Linked DNA regions of Mus musculus: all the other regions are linked to region 1. A link is a loop called in an ENCODE intact Hi-C map of the cell type or tissue named here. Cell type or tissue: left cerebral cortex. All regions are shown on one strand. Links, peaks and the distances in the headings refer to the core of each region. The heading gives the core; the rest is flanking DNA. Region 1 holds the start of Cacng3 (calcium channel, voltage-dependent, gamma subunit 3). Region 2 overlaps Prkcb (protein kinase C, beta). Region 3 overlaps Prkcb (protein kinase C, beta).

Region 1 (10,010 bases), core at 1-8,000:
ACAAGAAAGCATCTCTTGTGAGTGTCGTGGTCCTCATGAGCATTCACAGTCATTCCCAGGGTCACTGTAAACATTCATTACAAACAAACATGTTGGCACTAACATCATAATTTCTTGAAGGACTTTTAGAAAATTTAGATTCCAGGGATGCACCATAGACCTATGGAGGCCTGGAATGTAGTTGTAAAGTCTGATAATCTATTTTTAAAAACCTATTCATAAGATTCCAGTGGCTAGCCAAGTGTGGGGACAATACATATATATTTGAATACTTCTGCTGTTAGGGGACTCATTATTGCTTCAAGCCTCTTACCCCACGCTGGTTAGTTATTTATATTTAGGTAAAACACCGACCCCCTTGAGGCCACAAAGAACATTTCAAATCTCTCTTCCAAATGACAGCCTTTCATAAGTTTGCATACAGCTGTCATGTCCCTCCTGAGTATTTTCTTATTTGGAGCAAAATATTCACATTGTCTCATGGCTCTTAAAGTATGAAAAAAGAACTCTTCTAAATGATGTGTAAGAAAAAAATAATTTAAAATACTCCTTACATAGGTTCTTTGATGTTTAGAAAACCAGAAGATGAGAATGTTGCTGTTCTGAGACAGACAGGAGCTAGTGAATAGAAATGGCTATCTATCTTCATCCTTACAGAGGATGGAGATCCTAGAATATATGCTGTCTGTTGCATGTGTCTTACCATGCAGAAAACAGAGGTTCCTGCAAATTTCTTGAGCACCCGATGTGTTCAATCCATTAAGAAGAATCTTGGCTTCAAATTTTCGCCAGGCCCATCTAGATGGTAAAAACTTTTCCGGTTCATAATGGTTTATGTATCTTTCCGAATGGAATGCTTTAGAACATGAGACTTAGCTGAGAAAAACTATAAGAAGGCTCCAACAAGTTTTCTCAAAAGAACTGACTAGCCCAAGAACACATCTCCAGTCCTTCTAATTCTTCCCCAATCTCCTTTCTCAGTTACCCGACTGAAGCCATGGAACACTCAGTTGGGGCTTTGGTCCCAGGCATGAACTGTAGGCCTAGAGCAGCATGTCGAAGAGAGGAGGAAATGCTCTTTATGCAGGTTTGAAGAAAGGTTCAGGAAATGTAGGCCCTGATTTTATCCTGACAGACATTTAAATAAATGAGGCAGGGTGAAGAATGTCAGTATCACTGTTTAATTTTACATTTCCAGAATATTTCCAAGGGGCAAAATGACTATAAACCTGATGTACTTCTGTATGGCTTTTAGCTGGGGAAGAACCCGGGTTTTTTTTTTTAATGCCACTTATGTAGGCATCGTCATATATACCAATCACAGCATTGCAAAACTGATTCGATTCATAATTGCCAACACAGCAAAGGGAATGGTGGAAATTCTCCAAGGTGAATGACCTCATGCTAGCCGACTGCAAATGGTCAGAAATAACCACATTTTAGAATTTCTGTCAGTTTACTGGCTGCAGTGTACGCTTCAGTAGTTCTAACTCAAGACTATTGATTCTGAATCAGTCATTTCTTGGGTTAACTGAGAGTTAAAAGGGACAAATCTCTTAGCTAAGAGTATAGAGACCATTTGCAGCAGTACTTGGTGTTTTCTGACTTCACATGAAGTAGCCCTTTCCCTCCTGGGTTTCCCACCAGTTGCAAATCTGTGTTGGAAACAGAATCAACTGTAGTGGCGCTATAGGCAGGAGAGTTCAGAGCGTCAGGACGTGGGAAGGAGGCCAGAGAATGATGCAATATTACACTAGCAAGTGATGTCATAGCATTAGTTCCCAAGTCATTTACATAAATGCGAGTTCCCAAGAAACCCTGAGAAATGCCACAGGGAATGCAGGGGGAGGAACCAAGGGAGATCGAGGGGAGGGGAGGAAGCCTGTATTTTCCTGACTATCACTGTGATAAACTTCACTGACTTCCTGGAAGCCAGAGAAACAGCAAAAATCAACCAAGCAGACAAAATCCCTTCTTAGTGGCCCTTTAATCTAGTGGCTCCCTTAGGTAGCAGGTTCACAAAGCTTTGATTTTCTTCATTATTTTTTCACTCCTTGTGATACCCAGGTATTGTCCACTGAAACTGACAGTCACTCTTCAAGTGGTGAAGCAAGTTTAGTAGTGACATAGGCTACCTAAGAGCTCCACATTCTAAAATGGCCTGCCCACCTCATTATAATTTAGAGCAAATCCTCTAATTTTTAAAATTAGAAGCAATGAGATGCAATTCTCAGAGTCAGTCTTATCTAAATGTCAAGGAAATACATTTGCTGGTGATGGGCGTGATTTATGAATGAAGTCAGGTGGAGAGCAAACACCAAGACTTCAGTTTTATTTTGAGCCTAAATAATGAAACACTTATTCATAAAGACATTTTCTTTAGATGTGAGGGTGTGGGGATTAGGGCTTACATATTGTTCCCTAGTATAAGTTAACAAAGGGAGTTCATGACAATGTCTAGTTGGACCAAACTCAGAAGAGGCTGGTAAGCTTTTATTGATTAAAAGATAAAAAACCAGATCAGAGTGCTCCAGGTTAGATCAGTCCCTCAGCACCTTCCTGTCTTCTCTGCTTCCATTCCTTAATAATCCCCATTCACCAAAATGTAATTAAACAAATCCAAAGTCTCCTTCTATAGACAGAAATCCAAGCAGTGCACAACATGCTTAGAGACTCGGGATTAGAGGCTTTCTCAACTGCAGAAGGTGTTTAAGAGCGTTACAAAATCACATCACATTTGGCATAGACCAAAACCAATCAACAAGACCCAACCCTTCCATCCACACAGCACCAGGCTCCGTGGAAGCATAGTCTGGACCCTCACATATTTCCAACAACAATTAAAACTATTTTTCTTCCCCTCCATTGCCTCTATTTCCCCCCCAACACATGTCAGGACATTAGAAGCAGATCATTCAGAGCCAGTGAGAGGAATTTGTAAGTACCTTCCAAGCAGCAGGTCCTCCACAACCCGGAGTGGGTCATTACTTCTTCATTCTTCCTGCTGGTTTCATTGTCACTTGTAGATTTAGTCCTGCACACACCTCTGGAATATAGCCAGTAGTCCGTGCCCACTGCAATGGTCATTAAACTAAAAGCTGCGAAGGCTCCTACAGTAGTGATCAACATCTGGATACCTCTGTCACACATCCTCATAATTCTTCATGGTACTCTGAACGGCTGGGGGTTGGAGGGGTAGATTCAGTGACAGACGGGAGAATCACTCTGCAGCTGGGTAACCTAGGACGGCCTCTTCCAAAAATCCAGATCTCCTTTTGTCAGCATCCACGGGGACTTTGGGAAAGCTGGGATTTCCTGTCTTGGGCTCTCTCCAGTTCCCCGAGTCCTCTATGGCCCTCGGGAGGGTGCGGGCTCCAGGGGGTTGGTCCACATCACTGCCGCGGTCAGAGGATTCCTGGGTTGCTTTCATTCCTCAGGAGCTTGGTGAGGACTAGCGTTTGTGCAGGGCATGGCTTCGGAGCTTGGAGCTGCCAGCTTGGTTTGAGATGCGCCTGGTTTCTCACAGCCCCGAGAGACTCAAGGCAAAAGAAACCCAGAGAGGTCTGGTGTGTGAGCGTGTGAGCGTGTGTGCGTGTGTGCGCGCGTGTGTGTGAGTGTGTGTGTACGTGTGTATGTGTGTGTGTGCGTGTGTATGTGTGTGTGAGTGTGTGTTTGTGTGTGTGTGCGCGCGTGCGTGCGTGTGTGCGAGCGCGTGTGCTGGGGGTGAGGGCGGATGGCAAAAAATAGCTCTGCTGGGAGGCGAGTCGCTGAGAAGAGTGTTCACTGCTTCCCCAGCCTCCCAGGAAAGCTCTCCGCCTGCTCTCCACACCCCCGCGCAAACTGGAGAAAAGGGAGAGTCCTGGGGCGGGGGCCGGCCACTTGCGTCGGAGAGCTGAGGTCCGTGGTGCTGAGCGGACAGCTCCTCTCCTGTTGCCCAGCCTCCCACTTCTCAAGGCCGGGTCGTTGGAGGTCCGTGGTGCTGAAGGGACAGCTCCCCTTGCCGCTGCACCGTTCCTCGTGGTCCTAGTCTAGGAACTCCGGGTGCTGAAGGGTCCCTTCCCTAACACTCTCCTAGTGCGTTCCTAGAGCCAGCCAGCCAGCTCAGCTCTGCGTACTCAAGCCCACAACCAAGCAAAGTTTCGGGAGCCCAGGGCAATCAGCATCAGGGCTTCAGGGCACTGCAGTACGGCGGATCCGGCTCCTCAGAGGGAAGGGTTAAGGACAAGGGCCCACAGCGCACTCTGGCGCGCGCGTTATCTCAGAGCCCACCCCACGCAGCATTCTCTAATCAACCCTCCTCCTCATCCCTGAGCCCAATGAGCCAGGCAACTTTGCTCTTTGCTGCAGGAGTCCACTAGGGAGACAGAAGCCGGGAAAGATCTAATCTTTTTAAAGGGATGGGAGACTGACTGGTGGCTCACTTGGGTGGGCAAAATGTTGTCTATGTGTATTTGTCTCAATTTCATTCCTCAGAAAACAAACCAATATGTCTACCCTCCTGTCTCCGGAGCTCAGATTTACACAGGAGACAGTGTGCTTACATCAGACCCAGAACCATTCATATGTATATGTGAACATATATACCTCTAAAGGGCTGAAGGAACTAAATGTACCTAAACTGTTGTTTACATATCAGGGACCTTGGATGAAGGGATGTAAAGGTTTGATTTCTGAATACACTTCTTAAATATTTTCACACTTTTACATTTGAGGGGGTGGTGAATTCAGGATGAGAGAGCATTGAAAACGTCAGCTTCTCTCCAAAGGCCCTGGTGCTGTTCATTTGTTAACATCTTCTAAGTCAGACCAGGATGCAGGTGTAATTAGGTCTGGGCTCCTTGCTTGCCCAAAGCACAAATGTCATCACACACCTGTGAGTTCTTTCCCTCAGAAATAGCAAATGCTGAAAAGAACTGGCACAGACCAGCTTCCCGGTTCCATATGTTCTAGCATATAGATAAGGACACACACTAAGTTGACTTCAGGCATTCCACCGAATTGCTCTGACCAATTATTTTCTTGTGGGCTGACAGGTAGTAACACCCATTTGGATGCTTGGAATTGAGGCTGCATGCGCTATTTCTACAACCCATGAGATGTGCCCACAACCAGCTGTCATAGTTGAGTGTTATTTAACTGGACAAACATATAATGGAAGGGGATCACAGACATCTCCATTCCCCAGGATGCCATTTCTGGCTGTATGAGAGCTTCTATTCAGGTAACTGAGTAGGGGCAATATACTGAAGAAGTCTCAGACTTGGCTCACAACCTTTTTGTTACTTTGATATTTTTATTTTTATGTTAATGTCATTTGAAGATTTGGTTCTTGGTGTTATATATACATATGCGTGCACATATAGGCTTATTTGTATAGTTGTGTTTATGTCTAAATGAGTACTATGGTCAATTTTGTCATGATTTCTGAATGCCTATGAATTTGTTGCAGACATAAAGTAGATATGTGAGTATATGTGTACACACACATGGTGCAGTTTGTAGGGTCATGTGATCGTGCTTTATATAAATACACAGCTGTATGTATGTATGTATGTGTGTGTGTGCGAATATGCAGGTACAGTGTGGATTTGTCTGTTTATATGCATTGAGTTGTATATATGTATGTCACATTTATACTGACAATTTAACATATAACAAAATGAAATGCATTTTTAGGGCCAAAACCATAACTAACAAGACTAGAAACACATGGAAGGCAATGGGGGAAAGATACATGAGCCTTCCTGTAAGGAGCAGGAAGAACAGTTCAAGGCCATCCTAGGTTTTCTAACAAGTTTGAGACCAGCCTAAACTACATTAAGACCATTTCAAAAAAAAAAAAAAAAGAAGAAAGAAAGAAAGAAAGAAAGAGAAAGGAAGTTAGCAATCACTATTATTTGTATTAACAACAAAAATAATAGTGATCAAGAATGTCAATACTAATGTATAGAAAGAAAATATCTAATAAAAATAAATAAAATAAGAAAAAAAGAATGTCAATACTAATAACTGAGAAACAGATTTTCTGTATAAGAAAAAAATACCATGCCTAGAATGCCGGGATTACAGGTATAGCTTTCACACACAGCTTGATTGATAACTATCAATTTAAAAGGCCACATAGTTACATGAAGGTGAAGTTGGTCTTTCCTGGGAGGTTTTATAAGATAGGAGGATATTTTCTTCTCACTCTCAGAAGTTTAAATAATATGAAGTAATTAATAACAATCAAACAGACCTTCCTTGATCTGTTTTATTCTTCTCTCACTCCAGCAGAGGTGGGAAAGGTGCACTCTGTAGCAAGGCAGTGATGGTGGGAGGGCTTTGGCCTTAGGGATAGTGCACTCCATGACTCCATTCACCAGACGCACAGCAAAGCAACGGTAGCCCCAGATCCACATCCTCAGATTTGTAACAGAAAGCCACACATACTGGGTGTCTAGCTGATAGAACCAAGTACCCAGGTAGACTACTGAGAAGAACAGCCAAGTGCTCATGTGGACAAGGAAAACAATCATACTCAGAAAGCAGAAGAGAAATGGCTGCAATGCCCAAGAATAGAGCTTTGTGCTATAGCTTGATGACATTAGATCATCCTTGGTAACCTTTGTGCAAAGCCAAAGCTAATTTGAATGTGAGGGCATTTGGAACATGTCAGAGCATCTGACTGAAGTGAGAGCCAGAGGCAGGGAGCCCATCACTTAGATCCTAACAACTTCTCCTGGTTTACTAGCGGGGAGGACCTCAGTCTTTTATTCAGTAACACCTGTAGGTGTGCACATGGGTGTGTGGAATCTGCTGCTGGGCCGAGAGAGAATCGCACATTCTCACCACTAGAGGGCTCTTTCATCGCAATTCAAAGCATCCTCTTAAGGAAATGGAGCCAGAGGCTTCCTCCCTGTTTGCCAATGATCCTTTCTGACCCTGCTCATCTGGCAGGAGACTCAGAAGGCATTCTGACAGCTTTAAACCTGTGCGTCTTTCTCTTATTGAGACTTTTTTCTTCCACTGAACTCTTAGCTTGCCATTAACAGCCATAGTATATTTATTTGTGCCTTTTTTCATCTGTTAGGGTTCCACTTATAAAAGTATTGTTAACAGCTAATTCAATTGCATAATTTTTTTGAGTGCCCACCATGTATAAGCCAGCCAGCTCTGCACTTGGGACAATGACGTAAGTCTCATTCTCCAAGGAGCAGGAGAAGCTATATCATCGAGCACGTTTTATCTGCAAGCGCCAGAAACTCACTGGAGCTCACTTGAGAAAATGGGGAGTGTAGCATAGAAATATGGAGGATGTTTTGAGGAACCCAAAGCCAAAAATGAAATTAGAATTGAAATCAGACTCGGAATCTTGAAGTAAAAGCCACTGAGATCCTTGATGGCTCCTGTGTTTCTCAGCTGTGCCTCCTTTTAAGTTCGTAGAAGAAAAAAAAAGGTTTTATCTTCTGTGTTGCACTCTCACTGTTAATAACACCTGACCTAAGCAGCTAGCAGGATGGAGGTGGTGGTGTGTGATCTACTGGCTCCTGGATTCAGAGGTCTCAATCCATAATTCAGAGAGAGCCTGCTAGATCAGGGCAGCTCACACTATGGAAGACAAAAGGCAGAGAGGGAGGGAGGGAGCAGGAAGAAAGAGCTTATCCAAGAGGGAAGAAAGGAAGAGATGAGGAAGAGTGAAGGGGGGAGGGTGAGTGCCCTCAGCCTATGGACTGCCTGAGAGCGAATCTTCCCCTTTAGGTTAATGTCTCTGGAAATGACCTCACTGATAAACCCAGTTATGGGGTTTACGAATCTCCCAGGTGCTTCTCTAGTTAATCAATTTGATAATCAAGCTCAACTCTCACATCTTCTTTATTATTTGATCTTCAAGATGGGAGTTAGATTGAGCTCCAACTTAGAATACCCAGAATTGACAACCTAACTGGTTGAGCTTGTGTTGTGATATTAAACTGTTACCAATCAAATGAGCTCAGAGGGAGGGGATCCTATGATACAGTCTGGCTAAGAGGACCATGCCCTGTGAGCTGGGGAAGGGAGGTAGCACACAGTATCCCAACACTACAGATAGAAGCCAAGACACATAGATTTGGCTCAAGGAAGCAGATATAGAATTTAAGCATCTTGTAAAAATAGCAAATGGGTTCTAGAGAGATGGCTCAGCAGTTAAGAGCACTGGCTGCTCTTCCAAGGTTCAATTCTCTGCAAACCCAAATGGCAGTTCACAACCATCTGTACTCCACTCCCAGGGAATCTGATGCTCTCTCTTCTGGCCTCTATGGCCACCAGGCATGCACATGGTACATAGACATACATGCAGGTAAAACACCCATACACATTAAATGAGTAAGTAAGTAAATATTTAAATGTCAAAGATAGAATTGACATTATTCAATTACTATATCTAAAGCAGAAGAGGGGGTAGGGTGGAGTAAGTTAAAAGACAAACTGAGTGCCCGGGTGCAGAAAGACAAGAGGGTCTAGGGTAGCTGGAATTTTATCTCAGCTCTTTCTATCCTACTTGGTTTAAAATCTTATGCAAGCATATTTTGGTAAGTGTTCAAAGTTAATTAAAAACTAAATGCAAACAAGAAGCAGCAAGCCACCAGTCCACTGTTCTCAGCCACCTCTTGATTTATCAGCACAGAAATGTCAACTGTTTGGGTAAGCTATTCCTAATGCCTGGGCTTCTTCTCTCTGCAATATCCTATTCACCAAAATTTTTCAGGGTGTGTGTAGTGCTGCCCACCTAGATGGTTCAACAGTTAAAGGTACTTGCTGCCAAGTCTGATGACCCGAGTTTGGTCTCTGGGACTCACATGGAAGAGAGAAAGATCATCCTGCAAGTTGCCTTCTTATTTCCACATCCACGTCTTGGTAGGCATGTGCCGGATGTACATATACACATAAGTAAATAAACATAATAAAAAGTAAGTTTTAATTTACAGAAATTAAAATAAATACCCCGTGATGAGCTCAAAAGAATGTCACAATCTCAGAGCATCCTTCCCTAATGGTGCTGTCTAACGTATCACCCAATATTTCTCTCTCCCCTCTCACTCTGGGGTGTGTTTCGTCACAGCATCTATCATTCCTGAGCACACAAACACTCAGATGCACAGATGTGTGATTTTGCTTGCCCACATCTTCCCGATGAGGATGTTGCTTCCTCTTGTTTACATCTACATTTCCTGGCCTCAGACTGTTGCCCCGGATTTTGTAACTACTCAAAGAGCATTTGTTTAATCTATTATTTGAGTTAAGTAATGATTAAGCTTTACACCTGCAACAGGCACCGTTGACTCAAGCAACAGGCATCTTATTCTTGATCACCTGGAAATTCAGTCTAAAGGAGTGAACAGTAATAACTAGGAAAATAAGAGCACTTGTAGCAGATGTGGTTGGCTGGATGCCCTTTACCAAACTGGTATGTTTATGTAATCCTCACCCTGAGCCACAAACCACAGATGCATCTCTGGGGACAACTCTTTTAGCTTATGGAAGCTGCCTTGCCTAAGGACTGGCATGTCCCTCAGGGGCAGCCTGCAACCTGAGGGCAGTAAATTCAGGAATGTAAAGCCATCTTGCCAGAAGAAGAAACTGTATGTTCCATGGTCATTCATGGATCATGCTAAGATTTAGATGTCACCAAGACCACATCCTTGTTTGCCTTTGACTACTTTTCCTGTGGTTCTTAGGCTCTAGAGTACATCAAATCACCTACCGTGGGGCTGGGGATGTAAGCTCAGTTGGTATACTGCTTGCCTAGTGTGTAGGAAGCCCTGGGTTCAATTCCCAACATCCCATGAGCCTGGCACGATGCTGCACACATGTAATCCAGCACTCTGGTGGTAGAGGAAGGAAGATTAGAAGTTCAAAATCATCCTCAGCTATCCAGTTAAAGGCCAACCTGGATGCATGAGACCCTCTCTCAAAACAAACTGTTCTTTTTTTTTTTCTTTTTCATTTTGTCACTTTGCACAAATCTAGAGTTATCGGGAAAGAGGAAC
Region 2 (10,127 bases), core at 2,003-10,002, 88 kb after region 1:
ATGTGAGATTGCTCCCATAGCTCATGGGGTATCTTTCATTCTTACTTCTTCCTAAACATCTACTCCAAAGTCAGCATTCTGCGCACCAGTGGGTAGGGATGCTTGCTGCCTCAGACTTATCTCTTTCTGATAGTTCTCTAGGAGTTATGGAACCTACTTTCTAACTCAGAGCTCTTTCCTGCTCCTCTTGATCAGGTTCTGAATGTCTGGTATAGCTCTCTTTCCTGATATTTAGGCCATGTTATGGGGATGGTATGACTCTGACCTCTGGTCCCAGGAATGGTTTTACAGGCCTGTACTTGCCATTGGAAACTGTGTTCACAGTGACTGGTTCAATAACAAGCATGGGAGCCAATGGAGAACCATCAAAATCTTGACACCCTCTTGGTTACCTCCAGCAAAGAGGCAAGCTCTAGAATACTGGGCTGATTCAGGAGCAATAATTTACGTCTAAAAGCCCCAGAGGTCCATTGATAAAGAGCAGAAAGCTAATTAAAGATCAGAGGCTACAATGAATGTGATAAATGAACCTTTCAGATGTGTCTGCAGACGTCTCAATGGCAGCCGAGCTAAGTAAAGCTGAACTAAGTTGTGGTCACTGTTAGCTGAAGAGATATCGTGACAAACTATCCAGACACCTCCTATCTGTCTGTTAAGTCTCTTCATCCAAGAGGAGATTCATACACTTGCACCCACTGCAGACAGCAACCTTCCCCATCTCAAGGATCTTTGGCACCATCCATAGGACCAATCTTAGACAGCACTCAAGCTTGTCTTCAAGCCACAGTGTCCAAATGCGAGGCTAGAAACCAGGAGTGCTGTACTATGCAGAAAATATATACCAGATGTATGTATGAATTCATTACACATGACACCCCTCAACTTGACTATACAGCCAGAAACAAGCAGCTGGGTTTTTGAATGTGGGTATTTGAGGATCCAAACTCAGGTCTTCATGATTGCATATTACCCAATGAGCTATCTCCTCAGTCTTTGGTTGCTTTGGTTGATGTTTTCCCTATAAGACACTCTCATTATGATGTCAAAAGAGGGCTGGAACATTTATCTTGAAGAACTCCATTAAGGAAAGTTAGCACAGACCTCAGAGACAATGACCAATAAACCAGATACTAAGTTTGACAGGAAGGCTCTTTCAGGTATCTCTGACCCCATCCACGTATAGTATGCTCCTCAGAAAAGGAAAGGTTAAAAAATTTGTCATGTTACATCCTTAAGAACTGCACAACTCAGTTGGACTTGTACCTCATGTACAGTTGACTAAGTCAGCACAATCACTAACTACCTTTTAACTATTTGTCCTTACACCCACAGACAAGTAGCCCTCAACCTGCAACAAGGGAACTTGTCTTTGAAACAGATGGAAGCCATCAAAGAAAACCATAACCAATAATCAGAGAAGACTTGTGGAGCCCAGTCCCAATGGATACGTCTACAATGCAATTCTCACACCTAAGGTTCAGGGAACATTGTGGAAGAGGGGGGTGGGAAGATTGTAAGAGTCAGAGAATCATAGAGTTTGCTGTGAGATTCTGTCTTCTAATGATATCTGAAGCTACATCCATGCAGTCTTATCAACGTGACTGCCCAAATGTGATCTGAACAAGGACAACAATAGATGTGCTAATACGGGTGGGGGGAAGACCATGAGGTTTGAACCATACAGAGAGAACTAGAGACAGCTAAGGAATGCTGTGCATGAGAGAAATGGTCTTTTCCAGGGAGGAGCACACCAACTTATACACCAGCTAATACCAAGTCATCACCCCTGAAAGCATGCATACAAGAAACATACAGATGATCAGGTTATACATACGTGTTTAGACGTGTGTGTGCTCAGACGAGTATATATACCATATGTACACATATCTGTGTGCAACAACAATCCATAAAAAAAAAGAGGCTGTGTGTTTAAAAGAGAGAAATGAGGAGTATACGGGATGGTTTGGAGGGAAGGGAAAGAAGGGAGAAACTACGTAATTATAATCTCAAAAAATAAAGAAGAACCATGCTATCAAGCAGAAATCTAAATGAAGGAGGCAGCGATTTGTGACACTTGAAAAGATTTCTCACTGTAGAGGAAGTTTCTATGAAATCATGCAATTAGACATCTTTTGTCGTGTATTTTTACAATTTTCACTTGATTATCAATTTCTAGAACTTTATTTCAATTGAGCTTCTTGATAGTAAGCAATGAAAAACAACTGTGATGATTTTAATATGAAAGGGAATTTATAGGAAGATATTGAGAGGTTCACAAAGTCTCCGAGGAAGCTGGAGAGCCTAACAGGGACGCTCCACGAGGCTGGGACAATGTTGATCCAAATGCAGAGTGGGCATAGCGTGGGCATAGAGTGGGCATATTGGAGCTACTGCTAACATCACCACGAGAGACAGACATTGCCTCTTCCCTGAGCTCCCGATGCTGGACTCTACAAGTACTGCCAACACCTACTGTAAACCAGCTGTAGCCGGTGATAATGGCTACCCTCAGCTACCATCTGAGTTCCTTGGTCACCAGTTTTCTTGATTCACAGCATTGGGTGAATACAACTGCGTGTCTAAACCTGGGACATGGACTTGGATTTACTCAGAGAAACTATTCATGGAAGTGATCATTTCATATCTCTGTATTTTGAGATAGACTCTCATTCTGTAGCCCAGGTTAGCCTTGGACTTATGATTCTCCTGCTTCATGTTCCCATGTACTAGGGTGATAGGTTGATAGGTATGTATAACTACAGCTGGGTTCCTAGTCTTTAAGTTAAGAAGTAGGTTTTGTTAAAAAACAACAACAACAACAAAAAAAAACAAAAAAAACCAAAAACAAACAAACAAACAAAAAAATCCTTACATTAAAAATGGAGAATAAAAGAATTTGAGGAGATGGGCAATACTATAGGAGGACCAGCAGTCTTAATCTGGACTCCCAAGATCTCTTAAACACTAGACCACCAAGCAGACAGCAGACACCAGCTGATATGAGGCCCCCAACACACATACAGTAGAGGACTTCCAGGTCTATGTTCATTCAGAGATGATGCACCTAACCCTCAAGAAACTGGAGAACCCCAGAGAGTTTAGAGGTCAGATGGGGTGGATGGTGGGGGCATCCATGTGGAGACAGGGTGTGGTGGGGCGGAGATGTGGAATGTGGAGCAGTTGGAGGGTGGGAGGGGAGGGGCGGGGAGTGGAATATAGAATGTAAAAAATGAATTACAAATAAAATTAAATTTAAAAATGGAGAATAAAAGGGGGAATCTAAAAGAGAGGAAAGGAGAGAGAGGAGAAAGAGGTGAGATAGATAATAGATTTAGATAGATAGATAGATAGATAGATAGATAGATAGATTGATAGATAGATTGATAGACAGATAGATAGATCATTTTAGCACCCAAACTACTTGTTCATCAATTCCAAATCTCAGTCCATACCACACTAGGCTGATAATGAGCCCCGAGTAACCCAGCCTAGCTAGCAAGAACTCAGTTTCATTCCTGGGGCTGAGTTTTCTTCTAATACATGTGTAGTTCACAATCTTCTTAGGAGCCTGGTTGGTTTTATTCTTTGAGAGCCACATCCTGGGAAGGAGTTAGAACATTTTGTTGAGGCAGATGAAAGTCTTGTAGCGTGACAACTTAACCCATGATTTTTGGTTAGTGTCTTCCTGCAGTTTACCCAAGATTCACTAACTGCAGGCCAGAATTTCCATTATTTCTACAGTAGAGGTGAGCATCTGTACGCAGCACCAGCAACCCCATCTTATCCTTTCTACACACTGCCACACTCCAATAAACCCCATTCTCCATAGTTCTTTTTCTGTCCCTTGCTCCACAGTTTTTGTCTCTGTTTTCTCCACTTGGAACAGTACTCAGCACACAGTAGGCTTTTGATGACTATCTGTCAAATAGATGAATGAAATGGGCTGATATGACTCTTCACGAGCCTTTAAATAGACCCTTGCTCATGCCAAGAGCTGATAGAAGCACACTCCCCACTGGCTCCTATTACATAACAAGTCAGTAGATCCCCCCTCGCCTGTGCCATCTCATCTGCGCAGCGCAAGAGGAACTGTACACCCTGGACTCACTGACAAGTAGCAGCCTCAGGCTCGCTACCCTGCCTTGCATGAAATATAAAATGGTGTGACTCATACAGCTATGATCACACACTTGTTTCTCCCCAAACCGGCAAATGCCAACTTCTGAAGTTAATCCTGTCTTTCAGGGAGAGCAACTCAGAGATCTATTTCCAAATTGCAGCTACATACAAGAAAAATGGTTGCATAATAATACGATCCTGCCACACTCGGCAGTCGACTCTTTCCATGCTTCCCGGATGTGGGGTCCAGGAGGAAAGTGCTGCTGGCGCCCTCTTCTCAGAGCTGCCTCTTCTCAGAGACTTGTGTCCTCGTGCTGGAGGTCCCAGAGAATCATGGATGACACAGTCCATCAAGATTTTGCTATCACCATATACAGCTGCCCAAACTTTGCCAGGGCAGTGGGCGATGCTGCCTGGCAGAACACATGCCCAAGTTAGTACTGGAGGATTCCTCCCCCACCACAGATTCTAATTTTAAAAGCAGTTGAAGAAAGAGGCAGGAAGGGAGGAGCTGAGGGAGCTGAGGGAGCTGAGGAGACAGAAAGAACAGCCATGCTCACTTACCGGTAAATAATGCCCTTGCTCTGCAAGAAGAACAGACCGATGGCAATCTCTGCGGCGTAAAATCTGAAATTAGAAGAAAAAAATGGTGATGGGGAAAGTCAAGGGCACCGTACACTTAGCTCAGAAGTCAATAGAATATTGAATGAGGCGCAAGGCATGTAAAGCCCATGATGGATAGTCAGTTCTACGTCTCCTAAAATGCACAGTGCGTGGGTGGGTAAACAGCATGGTCCAGAGTAACACATGGGGGTGGGTAAAGGGTCAGCAGCTGCATAGTGGGGAGGGGCTGTGGAGGTAGTGGGCTGGCGGAGAAGGATTGTTTCAATATAGTACAAGTTGAAGGACTTTAGTGGCAGCCTCTGGCAGCCATTAAACGCTTAGCATGCACTTGGCATTGTTTTAGGGGCTATCTGCTTTCATTCCACCTAGAGTCCAATGACATAGGTCCTACTAGGACCACCTTGTTGTTCAGATGGGGAAACCAAGGCTTAGAGATGAAGTCTGTGAGAAGCCTGGAGAGGACATACAGCAAATGAGTGGTCCAGCCTGGACTGGAGACAGCTGGTGTCTAATATGTAGTTCCACCAAGAAGGAAGAGGAGTTTGTTTTTCTTGTGGTGCTGGGGATAATAGAAGAACCCAGAGCAGTATGTATGTAGGCACTTCCCCAGTCCCTGTTTGTTTATTTTATTTCTTAAGGCCTAACTTCACTCTGCAGGTAGCTCTACTGGCACATAACTCTGTAACTTATCATGTAGCCCAGGCTTGCCTCAATCTTGCAATCTCCCGACTCAGCATCTCAAGAGCTGACCATTAAGCCTGGCTCACTAAAGACATCTTAGGAGCACAAAACAATCAAACAACCTTGCCAGTAATACCACAATGGCTGGCAGGACCTCAGGGAGCTGTGCTCAGTCCTAATAGTATGTGTCATGAAATGATGAATCAAACCTGGGTCAACTTGATGTGAGAGAGGAAAAGAAAAACAGTCCTGTGATTCCATCGCAAAGGTTGATTGGGAAGCACGGGCTAAACAGAATGGTGTTCCTGGCTTTAGCAGGTGGGAAGACAGGAAGCAGGCTGAACGGAACAGGAACCCATTCCCCCTCCCCCCAGCTGTAGGATGGGTCCCTCCATGGGCTCTGAAGGCTCTCAAGAGAAGCAATAAAACCTAAGCAAACACCCAGGAAGGAGAATTGACGTTCGTTCCTGTGGCTTTTTCTGTGCCTGCTCACCCACGGGGTTCTAAGCAAAGGGGAAGCTCTCTGGGATTTTTATTTTACAAATGATCTCTTGCTGGTTTCTGCACTGGGGGGGGGGGGGGGGGGGGGCGGGACAGAATGAAGGAACCCACAAACCATAGCTGCAAATCATCTCAAACCCCCATCTCCCCAAGAGTCAGAGGGAAGAGGTGTAGGAAACAGATGAACAAACACAGGTGGGTCTCACCCACACAGACCCTCCCCTAGGTCTAGAATCTTGGCGGTTCCCACCCTCCGGGTCTCGTTGCCCTTGATTGTAAAGCTTGGGTGAGATTCTCTCCCTCACCGTACCGCTCAGGATGAAATGAGATGGTGTTTGTTCAGTACTCGAGGGTCTGGCACAAAGAACGCTCTCAATAAATATTAGCAAATGAACAGACAAAAAACCTGCAAAGACATTCCCCAAGGAAGTTATAAGACCTTTCTCAGGATGGAGGGGCAAAAAAAAATTAGAGATTATGAAACAGTCATTGGTCTAGAGCTATGAGTTCTTAGCTGGCCTTCAGGAACATAAAGAAACATCTCAAAGCGAGCAGAATACAGTTGTCCTTGGCCAAATAACGCTCACAAAGAAGAAGCCTGGGATGTTGGGGTAAAAAAAATCCCTAGTAGGCTAAAACTTAAAGGAAATGACAATCATTTATCCCAAGGAAAGGGCACAAAGAGGGTCTGTCTTACACAGCATGGGGCTCCTTGAAACGGCCAACTTGTTGGATGTGGTACATGAGGTCACCCCCGTTCACATACTCCATCACAAAGTACAGGCGGTCCTGAGGAAAGAGAGCAAACACCAAAGTCAGCACCCCATACTTTCTCAGGACCCAAACGGGGAGCAGGGAGTAGCTGGGACTTATGATGAGAGCTACCAGAACTCCGGAGTGTTCTTTCAGGCAGGGCCCAGCACCCACTAAGGGTGACCTCTGAGCCACTGTAAGCATGCAGGCTAGCACAGGTAGAATGAGAACACTTTTAATTAATAACTACAAATTGAAATTCATTTGTGCTGGAAAATATAATTAACACATGGATCTTACTACTTAATTGATATTATTACCTAGTTCAGGGTTTGCTGGAACAAAAAGTAATAAATATTGGGTATATAATTTTACAGTAATAGATATTTGTGGGAGCCGGTCTTCAGGTTGGCTCTCCAGTGATTTCACCTCCTAATGTGCATGCTGTCCTGGACTGTCTTCCCTCAATGACTGGGCTAATTTGTGTAACCAATAGGATGCATGACTTTGGGGTAAGGTCACAAAAGACTTTATGGCTTCCATTGTGCACCTTCTTGGATTATGTCTTCTACGGCAGCCGTGATGTGCAGACACTCAACCAGCACTATGCAGAGACCTACTGACAAGAACTCAAAGCTTCTATCCACAGCCAGCACCAACACCCTAGTCATATTACCGAATCACCTTCCTCGTCTCAACCTTCAGAGGACTGAAGTGGTCGCCACTGGCCACTTGACTGTCACTTCTTTTGAGACCAGAAATTAGACTTTTAAGGAGATGTGCTAGCCTAAATCCCTGACAGAAGCTGTAAAGTGATCAATGTTTACTGTTGCTTTAAGCCACAGAGTTTTGAGGTGACAGACAACTAACCTGGTGGCTACCAAAATCCATCAGTTAGCAGAGTTTCTAAAGCAACAGCCTAGAAAGACAATGCTGTACTTTGGGCTTGGAATATTTCCCCAGATATTCACGTCTGGAAGGCTTGAGCCCTGACCGTGGTAGTTAACTTTCTTGACACTGTGGCTAAAAACCTAAGATTGCAACTTAAAGGGAGGACAAGTCTATTTTAGCCAGAGCTCTTAGGACTCAATCACTTCCCACAGGGCCATCAGCTAGGAGTCAAGGCCCCAGTATATAACCCCATGAGAATGCATCATATTCAAACCAAAACCATTCAGCAGCGTCCAGAGGTGGGACTTGAGGAAGTGACTGGGTCATGAGGATTCTGGGCTCATTAATGGGTTAACTCTTATGAGTTCATAACTTACTAAGCTACTGGGAGACTTTAGGAAACTTTAGGAGACAGTAGCTACTGGAGGAGTAGGTCACTGGTAGATGATCTTAAAGGGGGTATTTTGTCCCTAGCCTCCCACCCTTCCTCTGCTCTATCCCAGCATTCCACCATTGTGTTCCTCCTCGATGAGAGTAATGGTGGGTAGGCTCACCATAGACTGAAACCCATGAAGCCATGAGCCAATGGACCTTTCTTCTCTTTAAATTGGTTCTCTCAGACATTTTGTTATAGCAAATGTTGGCATGCACACAGGCATAATTCAGGAATTTTCATTGCAAATCCAGAAGATTGCCCCAAATCCCTCAAGACTGAAATTTAAAAGCAAGGGGAGAGAAATCATAACCTCTCTATCAGAAGAAATGATGCTCTAAAGGGACACCTATACCTTTCCCTTCAGCTCTCAGAATGTAAAGACAATGGACCCCAAAGAATTAAAATTTCCCCAGAATTCCCATACTAAGAGGAGACAGAAGAACTGGTGCCAGCCTATCCAGAGGGAGCATGTGCCTTGCAGGAAGAGATTACGCACAGCCAGACTACCCTGCAGGACAGAGCAGAGCTAAGATCATGTGAAGGGCAGGACCATGGCTTGACCAGGGCAGCTTCGTTATCCATATGTCTCTCCCTCTATCTAAAGCCAAGCCACACCATAACCCCCAAGGCAGACTCATAGTTTGCTTTTTTCCAAAGTAGCCATATTGAATAATCTAATCTCCCTTCTCGGACTGCTTTATGTAGCCTTGAGGATCATGTTTTTATACATAACAACAAGAACCTAAAACAAGGACATATGCAGAAGTGAAGCAACTGGGGCCTGGAAAAAAACTGTATCTCAACCTAGGGGACTTTGTACATGTTTCTCAAGGCATGCTGTGAGCTCTTTCAGGTCAGGGGCTGGGTAAGCCTGTTCCTGGCACTTGAGCAACACAAGAGGTGCCCAGAGAGTGAGAGAACACATGCTTAGATGCAAAAGAGACCTTTTTTAGGAGTGCAGCTCTGGCTCTTAATAGCTGGGCATATTTGACGTGTTGATATCTGGGTTTCCTCATTTGAACAGTGGAGGGAATCAGATCCAGGGTGCTGTCCATAAGGCTAATGAGGCAGAAGGTATCATGGTCTTGGAGAGATGCCTACCTGAGATTTGGCATCTTTCCTTCTGTCAAAGGGTTTTGCTAAATGAATAAGCAACACCCCCTCCCCTTAGCTCTGCCTGGGTTAGAGCGTTTCTTTAGTCTGCTTTCTTTTAGCTTACCATGGCAGGGCTTGCACTATTTGCAGGAAACTAAAATCCCCCTCATGTTCTAAGCCTAAAAAAAATGTTTCCTCTAAATTATCCCACCCAATCTAAGTCAGGTCTGCTTGTTATGTTCTCCTGTAAAACCGCGGATGACCCTCTGATGGCATCATAGTTTGTAATTACTTAGTCAACCCGATGGCAGTTTATCTCAGCTGTTTATCCATTTGTTCTTTAAATAAAGAACTATTTACAGAGCCTTACTAGGTACCAGGTTACAGGTGCAGGAGAAATCAGTGAACAAAGTCAACAAAACTCCCTGGCATCTATGTTTCAACTCAGTGGAGACACACTGCTAAAGATAAAACTAGCGGTTACAAAGTGTCAAAAGGTAGCCAGTGCTATGTAAAAAAATCCAGGTTAAAGAGACTGGGGTGCCGGTGAATGAGACAGGGAAGAAGGCTGCCAACTGCAGGAAAATGGTCGGAATAAATCACTGAGGAGACACTTGAGCAAACCCACATAGAGCAGGCATGGATCTGGTAGAGGAAAGAGCCCAGCAAAGGCCATGGGTAGAGTTTATCTACTATAACTTAGGATGCACCAGGTACCGGTGATTGTGCCGAACAGAGAAGAAAGGAGACAGGGTGAGAGAAGAGACCAGATCAAGTGAGGGGATCTGTACATGGGAAAATGCAAAGATTTGGGGCCTTCATTTTGTGAGCGATGGTCTAGAGATGGATATAGTACTTACTGAATGTCTTCCATCTCTGGCCAAAACAATTGATTAATGTAAATTAATGATCGAATAGATAAACGGCACAGGAATCCTTGGGTACCCAACACACCATCCTGAGTTCAAAGGTTGGAAAACAAATGGTGTCTTAGAAGTTTCTCTGGGGATAGGCCTCAAGATCACTC
Region 3 (10,127 bases), core at 367-8,366, 98 kb after region 1:
TGCCTCTCCACTGTCAGCCAAGCTGCCGGGAGGGACCCACAGTGCCAGTGTGAGGCACCGCCAGACACCTTTCCAAATGGCACTGTTTCTCAAAGAAGGGTAGCAGATAGTCCTAGGTAATCATAGGTGTACACGTCTAACTTCTTATAATTTGTGTTTGTGGAGCTTGGAAATACAGTCAAATATAGGAAGCTTCTTACATCATGGGTGTTATTGCTGAAGAGGAAGACTAAGGCACACGGAGTCATACGAGATAGGAAGCCATGGGTGAGACCAGCTCATGTCTGAAGATGATGAAGAAGAGGGAGCTTTAGCCCGTCTCTTCCCCCCTCCCCCACCCCCGGGTGAATTCAAGCTCTCCAGTAAGCTTTACTCCTCTCTTAAAATACACTCAGGGTAGAGTGGTATCGGGGGGCATCCTCTCCTCTGAGGAGAAGGGGAGGGAGAAGGGGCCAGGGATTTGCAAGGACAGGACTGGGGGAAGGGAGACAGGGCATTGTGATTGGGATGTAAAGTGAAAAATGAATTATGGAAAGAAATATTGTTAAACGTAAGCAGCTTTTCAAAGATCTATCCTTCCTCACCTTAAAAAAAATAGTCTTAGAAATTCAGTTTATGGGGTTTTTGTCATTGCTGTCATTTGGTTGGCTATCCGGCTTGCTTTTTGTTTATTCGTTTAGTTGGTTGGTTTTTGTCCTTTGTTTTTTTCTGACTATGGTGAGACAGGCCTGTAATGAAGCACGTGAGCAGCTGAGGCAGAAAGACCATAAGACCATCTCGTACTATATAGCAAGACTAAAATAAGTACATAAGTTGAAATTCACTTTAAAAACTGAAACGTAATTGCTTAAATATGTTAAATCTTCATAACTGGAAAGGCACTGTCCTTGTAAAAACTATAAACTCAGTCTGGACTCTGCTATTTACATTCTATATCCAATTTGACTTTGGTGCATCAATATTTTAAAGAATTTATTTTATATATCAAAAACAAACACCATTTGTCCATGTCACAAAGTTCATATCCTGCAGTAGCCAGGAATGACAAAGTTTGGAAAGTCCAACTGGGGGCCAACCAGAGCCAACCTTGAGTAGAGGCAAACTTGAGAGCTTCCTCTGAACATATGTTTGTGTGTGTGTGTGTGTGTGTGTGTGTGTGTGTGTCTGTGTGTGTGTGTGTGTATGCATGCATATGTGCGTGTATGTGTGTATGTATGTGTGTACGTGTGTATTAGTCATTACAGAGGCCAAAATAAAGAGTAAGATACAGAACTTTTCCCTAGAGCATCTAAAATCTTGGTTAAAATATACATATAACTAATTCAAACCATGCTCAAAATAAATGCAATAGAAGAAATGGCATTAAGAGAGCCAGGAGCAAACCCTGGGACCTCAGTTAACTATAGGATCTCCTCCACAGCCCTGGAATTTGACCTTGTTCCCCATTCTCCTTACAAAACCATTGCCTCAGACGTTCTTTGTTCTCAAACCTGTGGTATTCGATGAGGTTTTGCCTGATGGGCTCCCCCATATAAGAATCATAGAAGTATTTACTGAGGATCACCTTCAAAATGGGTGTACCCCTCCCCCTCTAGTCACGGCCCAGGGGCTCTCTCTGGACTGACACGTGTTGCCTCCAATTTCTATCCTCCCCTCTCTCCTGAGCTCCAGCCGGCTCCAGCTGGCTCCAGCCAACTCCAGGACGTTCCTAAGTGGGCGTTCCACTGTCATCTCCAATTAAAAGCACAGAGAGGCAAACTCACCAACTCTCTCTTCAAACTAGCCAGTCTGCTCAGCCTTAAAATGCCTCTTCAAAAGTGCTGCTGCCGTGGCCTGTAAGCTGAAAGGGGCTCCTGTGCATTTTCAATTCTTTTCTTCTTCTCCCCCCGCCCCAAATTCCCTCAGTAAATTCAAAAAGCTAAAAAACAAAACAAAACAAAACAAAACTCATGTATACATGTCATGTATAATAGTTGTGCAGAATTTTCTAAATTTGGAATGCGAGTCCAGGGTGTGGTCATATAAAATGATAAGTGCACTGCCTACGCACAGTTCATCTGAGCAGAGCACATGGAGACAGAGAACGCAAAAAGAGGCAATCCTCCCCCAGCGTAGCTGAAATAGAGTGGGGCATGATGCCTGTGTGGTGGTGGTGGGATGTCTGCCATTTTCTCTGAGATTATGGTATATGTGTGTGGTGTATGGACACATGTGTCCAGGTACATGGGCCCATGCATGTGTGCTGAGTCTAGAGGATGATGTTGAATGGCCTGCTTTATCACCCTGCCTCATTTCTTTGCGTTAGGGTCTCTCACTGCCCTGAGGCTGGCAGCCTATCAAGCTCCAGAGATCCTCCTGTTTCCTCCCTCACAGCAGGAGGGTTTACGGGTATATGAGAGCTGGGTTCTGAACTCAGTTCCCTGTGCACATGAAGTAAGCACTGTCATCCATTGGACCGTCTCCCTGGGTCCCTTGCCACTTTTAATGAGACCTTGGTGAGGGGATACCAACCACGTGGGCCGCTCTCGTACAGTGTTCTAAGATGAATTGTGTTATGTTGTCTCTGTAGCAATTTTTAATGATTTTTTTCAAGGCTTGTCCGTGAATTCAGTGTGTCTGTAAGTTGATCCCTTTATCACACACAGCCATCTGCTTCTCTCCAGAGAAGCCGTGAAGTACTGTGAATAAGAGCTCTGGCTTTGGCATCAGCCAGCCCTGGTTCACACCCTAGTTACACGGGATACTTGCTCTGGGACCTCGGGGTTGGTTGTTCGCACCCACTGTCTTCCTAAACGGAGTAGAGTCCTAGCAGCTTCGCCTCCATATGGGGTGCTCTCACATCAGACAGCCATGCCAAGTCTGTGTGCATTCACAGAGCTTCATAGGGGTGAATGTGTGGTCAAGGAGATGTGTGCACACTGAACTCTTCTTTCTCTCATTCTACAGCATGATAATCCCAATCCAACACAAGGACCTCGTGCTTTTTCTGTTCTGGCTTCCTATCTCCCTTTGGTGCAGACACAAAGGTTCTCAAGGGCTGGAAGAACCTTTCTTCTTCTGTGGACTTAAAGGATCTTTAATTATCAAATGAATATGCCAATGCTGCCATCAGAAGAATACAAGAGACTAGAAAGAACCCAACTATCACTATCCCAACCTGCCCTAACACTTAGATTCAGTTGGCATTTCTGGTTCCTTCCCTACCCAAGATCCTCTAATCATTAGTGCCCAGCAGCCCTGATACCTGCCAAGTTCCCAGGAACCCCTTGGGTACTACATCTCTTTTTTATGAGGCACTTCAGACTGCATCTGTATCGGAATCTCCATGGATTCTACTGGCATCCCCCAGTTAACAGAAGCACCAATTATGCCCTCCCAGTAGACACAACACTTTTTTATAAGGTTCCCACTGAGTTAGTGTTACCTAATAAACACTTGGTCGGGCCAGGAAGGAACACCTGACATAACGGAATCAATCAGATCCCCTCTCCTGCGATTATGAATTGGAACTCAGGAAATTTGCTGGATATGGATTAGAGAAGCCACACCGGCCAAAAGCAGTGACAAACAGAGAAACAATAAGAAAGAAGATAAAATCTGCCTTAAATTCACAAATCCTAGTTCCTTCCAAGGTCAAGCACACACATGCCTTTGTTTCTCCCATAAAGACTTCCTTAGTGTTGGTTGCTTTTTTCTGTTTATGCATGAGGTAGTTTAGTGTGGGAGAGAAGTATCCTACTTCTTACAACCCTGACATCTCTGACCAAGACTCTTCCGAGAACCTTCTTCAGCATTGCCCTAAGGTCCAAGCACCTCCTTGGGCATTACTACAAAAACCAGATGTGGCCTGAGTCACCATGGCCCCTTGGACGCTCTGGAGCCTCAATGGGCATGACGCCAATAGGTGGAAACCATCCCTGTCCCCATCTCTGCCCTCTTTTGTATTCTGGGTGGATGTTTCTCCCAGCATGCCTTGCAGCTGAGTTATTGCTGGGCCATGGCAGCAAATTTGGGGAGGAAGTAACTTCTGTCCTTCAATGACTCATGAAATCTAATTCTATTTAAGAAAAAAAAAAGAGGTGCATATGTTCAATTGAAAAGAAAACAGTTAAAATAGATGTTTTGCTGAAGAAACTTAACTGCCTGTGCCCACTGGCAGTTGGGAAATTACATGAATGTGCCTGGCTGACAATTGTCCCTGAGAAAAACTGCAAAAAGATGGGAGGAAATGAAATTATTGTGTGCCTGTGCAGCAAGGGGCCCCAGCCCAGCTCCAATCATGGAACAAACTTCTACTCGGTGTTTGTTAGATTCGTTCTACTGTCCCTTTTAATTCCCATGTAATGGGCTCCTTTTACAAGATGATAAAACCCATATTCACAGCTGTTAGTGACTTTCTAGGAGTCCTATGGCCGGTAATCATAGGTCCATATCCATCTCCCTGGGGAATGCATGCTTTGGCCTGTGTGTCTCTGGAACAACTCACCAGAAGTCCATTTGCCTGAAACGGGCTCATCCAATGAGCAACTAACTCTCTAAAACTTAACTCTCTTCCAAAAGCTTTTGCATCTATTTTGCCATCTTGTGGTCAATTTTTTTAAAAATCTAAGAGGCTGAGCAGATGGCTCATATGTTGTTACCTATGAGTGCCCCGACATTTGCTGTGTAAGCACGAGGGCCCAAGTTCAAATCCCCAGCACCCGTGTAAAAACTTGAGGTGTTTGGGTACATGCACCTGTAATCTCAGTTCTGGGAAGTGCAGAAGATATATTGCAATCACTGGAGCATTCTGGCCCTTGTCTAAAGGTAACAAGGGACAGAGAAGGTCACATAATGTCCTCCTCTGGACTGTGTATGTGGCTGCATGCACATGTGTGTCTATAACACACACCCCAATTTTAATTGCCTTGGTAGAGACACTTCTGAAATATTGGAAACTCAAGAAGACAGTTATCTATACATCCTTCCCTGACTCTAATCAATGTCTTGATTTGGCCATGCCAGCCTTCTCTGTGTACATGTGTAGGCTGAACACATTTAGAATACATCAAACAAAATTTAATATTCTAGATTTCCACTAACAGGGAAAATGGCACACATACTTTTGAAAGCTTTGAAAATACAGTATAAGGATACTTCTGACAGAGTTTTGTTTTTCTAAACAACTTTTAAAATAATGAGCTTTGGGACCAGAGAGCGGTGGAACATGCCTTTAGTCCCAGCACTCGGGAGACAGAGACAGGTGGATCCCTGTGAGTTTAAGGCCAGCCTGGTCTACAGAGAGCTGGTCCCAGGACAATCAGAGCTACACAAAGAAACCCTGTTTCAACAAACCAAAACCAAGCCAAAACAAAACAAAAGCGTTGTGTCATTTCAAGAATGGCAGAAACCATCAAGGATATTATTGGATGAATTTTACTTTCATATGTTTTGACTACTTTATAGATTAAAAAAATCTATCAAGGAGCTTATATTTTCAAAATTCTACATCTCTAGTGCATGCATGCACACACACACACATACACACACACCTATCAAGTTTGCAGTATGCTATAATAGCTTTGTTGTTCCTTTAAAGAGAGCTGATTCATAAAGGAATTCTGGGTCACAAAATACAACATGACAATCCGCTCAGGCTAAACTGGCCCTCTGGCTGTTCCTTAGACACAGGGAGCGTGTTCCTGCCTGGGGCCTTCACACGGACTCTTCCTGCTCCCTACTACTGCTTTGCCCCCAGGTAGCCCTGCCTGTTCTGGTTTCTGCTCAAATGTCAACCTTACCACCAAGGCTTTCCTTGATGATCCCATCAAAACAAGTCATCTCACAATACCAGTCTCCCCGATGCCAGCCCCTCTGCTTTTGTTGCTGTGCCCTTTTTCCAGTCTCCCTGGTAGAGTGGGAATCCCAAGTGAACAGGGCACTTGATCTCTTGTTCCCTATGCATCCCACATGCTGACACTACAGGGTCTTTTGATCTCCACAGATGCCCCCTCCCAACTCTTGGTTTATATACACATATACAAACAGCCATGCACACATGCACAGAGTTTTAAAAATCAGTCTGAATGTGATGGCACATGCTTTTAATCTCAGTGCTCAGGAGGTAGAGGCAGAAGGATATCTTTAAGTTGAGTCCAGCCTGGTCTGCATAGGCAGTTCCAGGACAGATAAGACTATGTAGGAGAAGACCCTGTCTCAAGAAAAATGAAATATAAAAAATTATAAAGAAAAATCATAATGAAAAATACATAAGTTCTTGTGTTTTATGCAATGAAATGATGCCCAGAGTACAGGTGAGGTGGCTGGGTGTCTACTTGAACCCAGGTAAGGTGGCTAGGTGCCTGCTCCCCTCTCAAACGGCCTCACCAGGCCTTTTCTCTTAGAGTAAGTGCATCTCTTCAAGCCTCCCACCCATCACCCCACCCCCAACACAAAACACAGCTCCTGAACATGAACTAACCACTCCGTATTACTGCCAACCACTGAGAAAATTGCCTGTTGCACTCCTCTACTTTCTGCAGTGGGAAACTGTCTGGAAAGAGTCACAGATCCTCTCCCCATGCAGGACAAGAGTCCACCAACTCTTGAGGTTCTTAGCGTTCCTGGCATGGGACAACTCCTGGAGGAAAATCCAGCACTTGTGACTCCTGCCATGTGCATGCTGCTCCTGGAATCCATCGTGCCAGACAAATGAAGCTCAGACGGGGGAGGCCACTTGCCATCAAAGGAATAATCTCAAATCCACTCCACATGGCTATTCTCAAAGCAGTTCATTACTGATAAAGATGCTATCCTTTAATGAACATTAGTCATAAATGGCTCACTCTTCTCCATTTTGACACACACAGCTAAAATTGCAAACTGCTGTTCCAAGTTCGCCACTGGCCTGTTTACCAGACAGTCATGAGCTGCTACTCTTGAGTGAGTTTGGGAACCAGCCATGGAAAGGAGGAAGGGGGAGTCTCAAAGGTTACATCCTAACTCTGTTAACATGTGGACCCCTTCTGAACTGAATTCCCCAGGTAATGTTAAAGATACTTGGCTTCCTTTGTTGCTGGCCTTTGCCTGTGCCCATGCAATATAAACGGTCATTTACTTAAAATTTTCTTTACAGCCATTCTCCCTTCCCCTTAAAGGTTTACTTTAAAAGCCAAGCTTTAGTCCCCCTCAGAGCACAACTGTGAACTAATTCACTATCCAGAAGCGTAAACAAAGGGAAGAATTGGAGTATCGATTCTGTCCTTTCCTGTATGAGCCAGATCATCGGGAAGCAAGCAAGGAGAATGCTTCGTAAAAAGCATCCCAGCTAGCAAATGCAAAACAGATATTCCCATCTTAAATCTCCAGTGAGCTAATTGACTTAGTGCTGAGAGCATCAGTCTGGGCCAGCATCACCAAGATCCTTATGCATTTCCTGAAAGAATACACCCGGAATCTAGGGGCAACTGCCGTCTTGCTAACTGATAGATGCTGAGTCTGACCAAGCCTCTAGACCTAGCTGTCAATTTCTAGAAAATGCAAGGGAGAGAGAAGCAGGTAGAGATGCTGTGAGAGTGTGGTAAGCAGAGCCCAGGCTGAAAACACTACAGACCAAACAGCCCGGAATGCCCAGCAGATCCAAGAACAGATAAAAGAAAGTGACGAAATGGCTTTGATGCAGACTACAACAGCATCCAATCCATCTCATGTAGAGGGTGAGATATAAAGTCAGATTGTGCAGATTGAAAGGCAAAGGGTCTAGAAGAACCCTACAGAGTCCATTCTTGGAAGCCATGGCCATTGGCCTTAGAACTATGTCTTAAGGGATGAACTCCTTTTTTTTAGAGTTAAAACACATTTTATTTATTTATTATCTATGTATCGATGTATCGATGTATCGATGTATCTATCTATCTATCTATCTATCTATCTATCTATCTATCTATCTATCTTGTGTGTGGTTGTGTGTGTGTTGTGTGTGTGAGTGTGTGTGTGGTATGTGCATGCATGTGTAGTGTGTGTGTACATGTGCATGAGTGTGTGTACATGTATGTGCATGTATGTGTGTGAATATGTGTGTTTATGTTTGGTGTGTGTGTATATGTGTGGTGTGTGTGTGAGTGTATGTGTGAGGTATGTGCAAGCATGTGTGTGTGTGTGTGTGTGTCATGTGGTGTGCATGTGTGCATGTAGGTATGGTGTGTGTGTGTGTGTGTGTGTGTGTGTGTGCGCACGTGTGCACATGATAATGCATATATGGCTTTAGGAGGACATCTTGTGGGAACCTGTCTTCTCCTTCACAGCTTGAGCCTGGGCACTGAACTCAGGTTGTCAGTCTCGGATCAAGCTTCTACACCTGCTGAGACTCCGTTATGGCTCCTGGGTTGCATGATAATAGGAATGAACCTTTCCTTAATTTGCACTTGTGCTGGGGTTCTTCTCCTGGGAATGGAGGTCAACATCTGACAGGAACGGGGACTGGTCAGAAGGCACTGAAGTGACATCTTAACTCTTGCAGGGGCAGCAGCAGAGAGTGCATGAATGTTCCCTCTCATTCTGGCTGTCGGGTCGCATTCTGAAACCACTAGCCCTTCCCTACAACCCTTTGCCCAGCCTCAGATGCTTTCTCAGAGCAGTGCTCTCAAGAAATCCTCCTCGGGGAAGGCCCCTAGCAAAGGCCTCAGGCAACCTGCAGAGATGTCTGCATGCTCCTCCAAAGGGCTAGGAGGGCTGACTGCTCCTATCCGGACTATAAAAATTAAAAAAAAAAAAAAGAAAGAAAGAAAGAAAGAAAGGAAGGAAGGAAGGAAGGAAGGAAGGAAGGAAGGAAGATTTGCTGAGACCCTGTCCCTAAGTCACCCCTTAATGCTTGCAAAGACTTGGATTGTCTGAGTATAAAACGATTTGCCTGAGTTGGGACAGGATCTACCCCAGGGGACTGTGTACAGTGGCAAGACTTCTGTGAGCCCAGCATCCTTTAGTTTCCACAAGGCAGACAGCCCAGGTGTCTCCTCAGGATGGCAACTGTTACTGGCCCAAACCCGTGGCAACCCTGGAAGTGGCTACCCAGAGTGCTGGACCCGTTACCATGGTCTGGAAGCAGGAATGGAGCTGAGTCAGGAACGGGGGCTTCCCAGGCAGGGCCAGCACCCGCTTCTCCACCATGGTGCACTCCACATCGTCATCTTGGATCACCACGTCCTTCTTCAGGATCTTCACGGCATAGAGTTCATCTGTACCCTTCCGCTCTGAGAGCATGACCTGGGAAAGACAGCAAGCACATCAGCTCAGTTAGAAGAGGCCTAGAGGACAGCCCTGGGTACCTGGAGTCCATGCAAACCACTCCCAGCTTTGGATAGACATGCTGTGTTAACCCAGAGACAAGAAGTAACACTTCGCAACCACCTCAGACTTTGAATAGTTAAGTCCTATCAATAGAAGACGGTCCTAGGAAAGATGAGGCTGTGTTGAACTCTTTGGCACATCCATCAATAGCAACGGCAGCCCACATGGCTAGAATGATGATCACCCCCATGGAATCAAATTTCACTGTCTTAACTTGAAATCTTCCCAAGGATCAGACGTGTGGTTAATAATCAGTAAAGATTAACAACACAGGAATGGATGCAGGTTTGGTAACACTGAGTTCGAGACACTCTCTCCTTTATTGCTTCAGCATGTCCTGCTCGGTAAGAGCCTGCTGGGAATGCAGCAAGAATCAAGCAGCCATGCTCCCTGACCCTGAACTTCGGGAGGAAAAGTGAGCAGACAACTAACTATAGGACTAGTCAATGCACGGCTTTAACAGCCTCACCTGCTGTCCTGGGTCGTCTTCCTACAAGCTGTGGCCATAAGCCGGGTCAGCAAACCAGATGGCTTATGGACACAGTGTTATTTTCATTAGGGTAGTACTATCTTCGCTCTTGACCCGGTCAGAAGAACTGTGCCTTGTACGTGCTATTTTCAAGGAGGCTCTTGGGAAGCATAGGCCTGGATCAGATTCTAAGGAGACCTAGTCCTTCTGGGAAGGCTTCCCTGAAGACAGAGGGATCTGACTGGCATATTTGCTAAAGATACTATGTTATCTGTTTTTGTAAGCAACACTTCTCAGCACCATATTTTTGAGTGCTTGTCAATGTATCGAGCAA

The links. Peaks named below come from ENCODE experiments on the same cell type or tissue, not always from the same donor. Only the 100,000 strongest peaks of a DNase experiment are listed, where the experiment ranks them.
Region 2: a loop joins it to region 1, with 11 times the contacts of the local background. A loop is called at or near these places in 5 of 42 quality-filtered maps.
Region 3: a loop joins it to region 1, with 5 times the contacts of the local background. A loop is called at or near these places in 5 of 42 quality-filtered maps.

What each region holds. Positions count from the first base shown.
Region 1 is chr7:122,664,920-122,674,929 of GRCm38, reverse strand. Cacng3 (calcium channel, voltage-dependent, gamma subunit 3) reads right to left here and starts at 3,186. Exons shown (of 4, transcript NM_019430.2): 1 at 2,946-3,186. The coding sequence starts at 3,156. In left cerebral cortex, for the core only: CTCF peaks have their summits at 1,660, 4,134, 4,343 and 6,824 (motif pointing right); DNase peaks (open chromatin) are centred at 3,802, 4,776, 4,985, 6,834 and 3 more places; H3K4me3 peaks cover 4,493 bases; H3K27ac peaks cover 3,651 bases.
Region 2 is chr7:122,579,017-122,589,143 of GRCm38, reverse strand. Prkcb (protein kinase C, beta) reads right to left here. Exons shown (of 17, transcript NM_008855.2): 11 at 6,623-6,714; 12 at 4,684-4,746. Among named protein-coding and RNA genes, the nearest start is that of Cacng3, 88 kb to the left of the region's middle. In left cerebral cortex, for the core only: no CTCF peak of the experiment used is centred there; DNase peaks (open chromatin) are centred at 4,174, 4,521, 5,751 and 9,193; H3K27ac peaks cover 5,568 bases.
Region 3 is chr7:122,567,247-122,577,373 of GRCm38, reverse strand. It overlaps Prkcb (protein kinase C, beta), which reads right to left. Exons shown (of 17, transcript NM_008855.2): 10 at 9,067-9,240. Among named protein-coding and RNA genes, the nearest start is that of Cacng3, 99 kb to the left of the region's middle. In left cerebral cortex, for the core only: no CTCF peak of the experiment used is centred there; DNase peaks (open chromatin) are centred at 2,425, 2,736, 4,085, 4,550 and 2 more places; H3K27ac peaks cover 5,364 bases.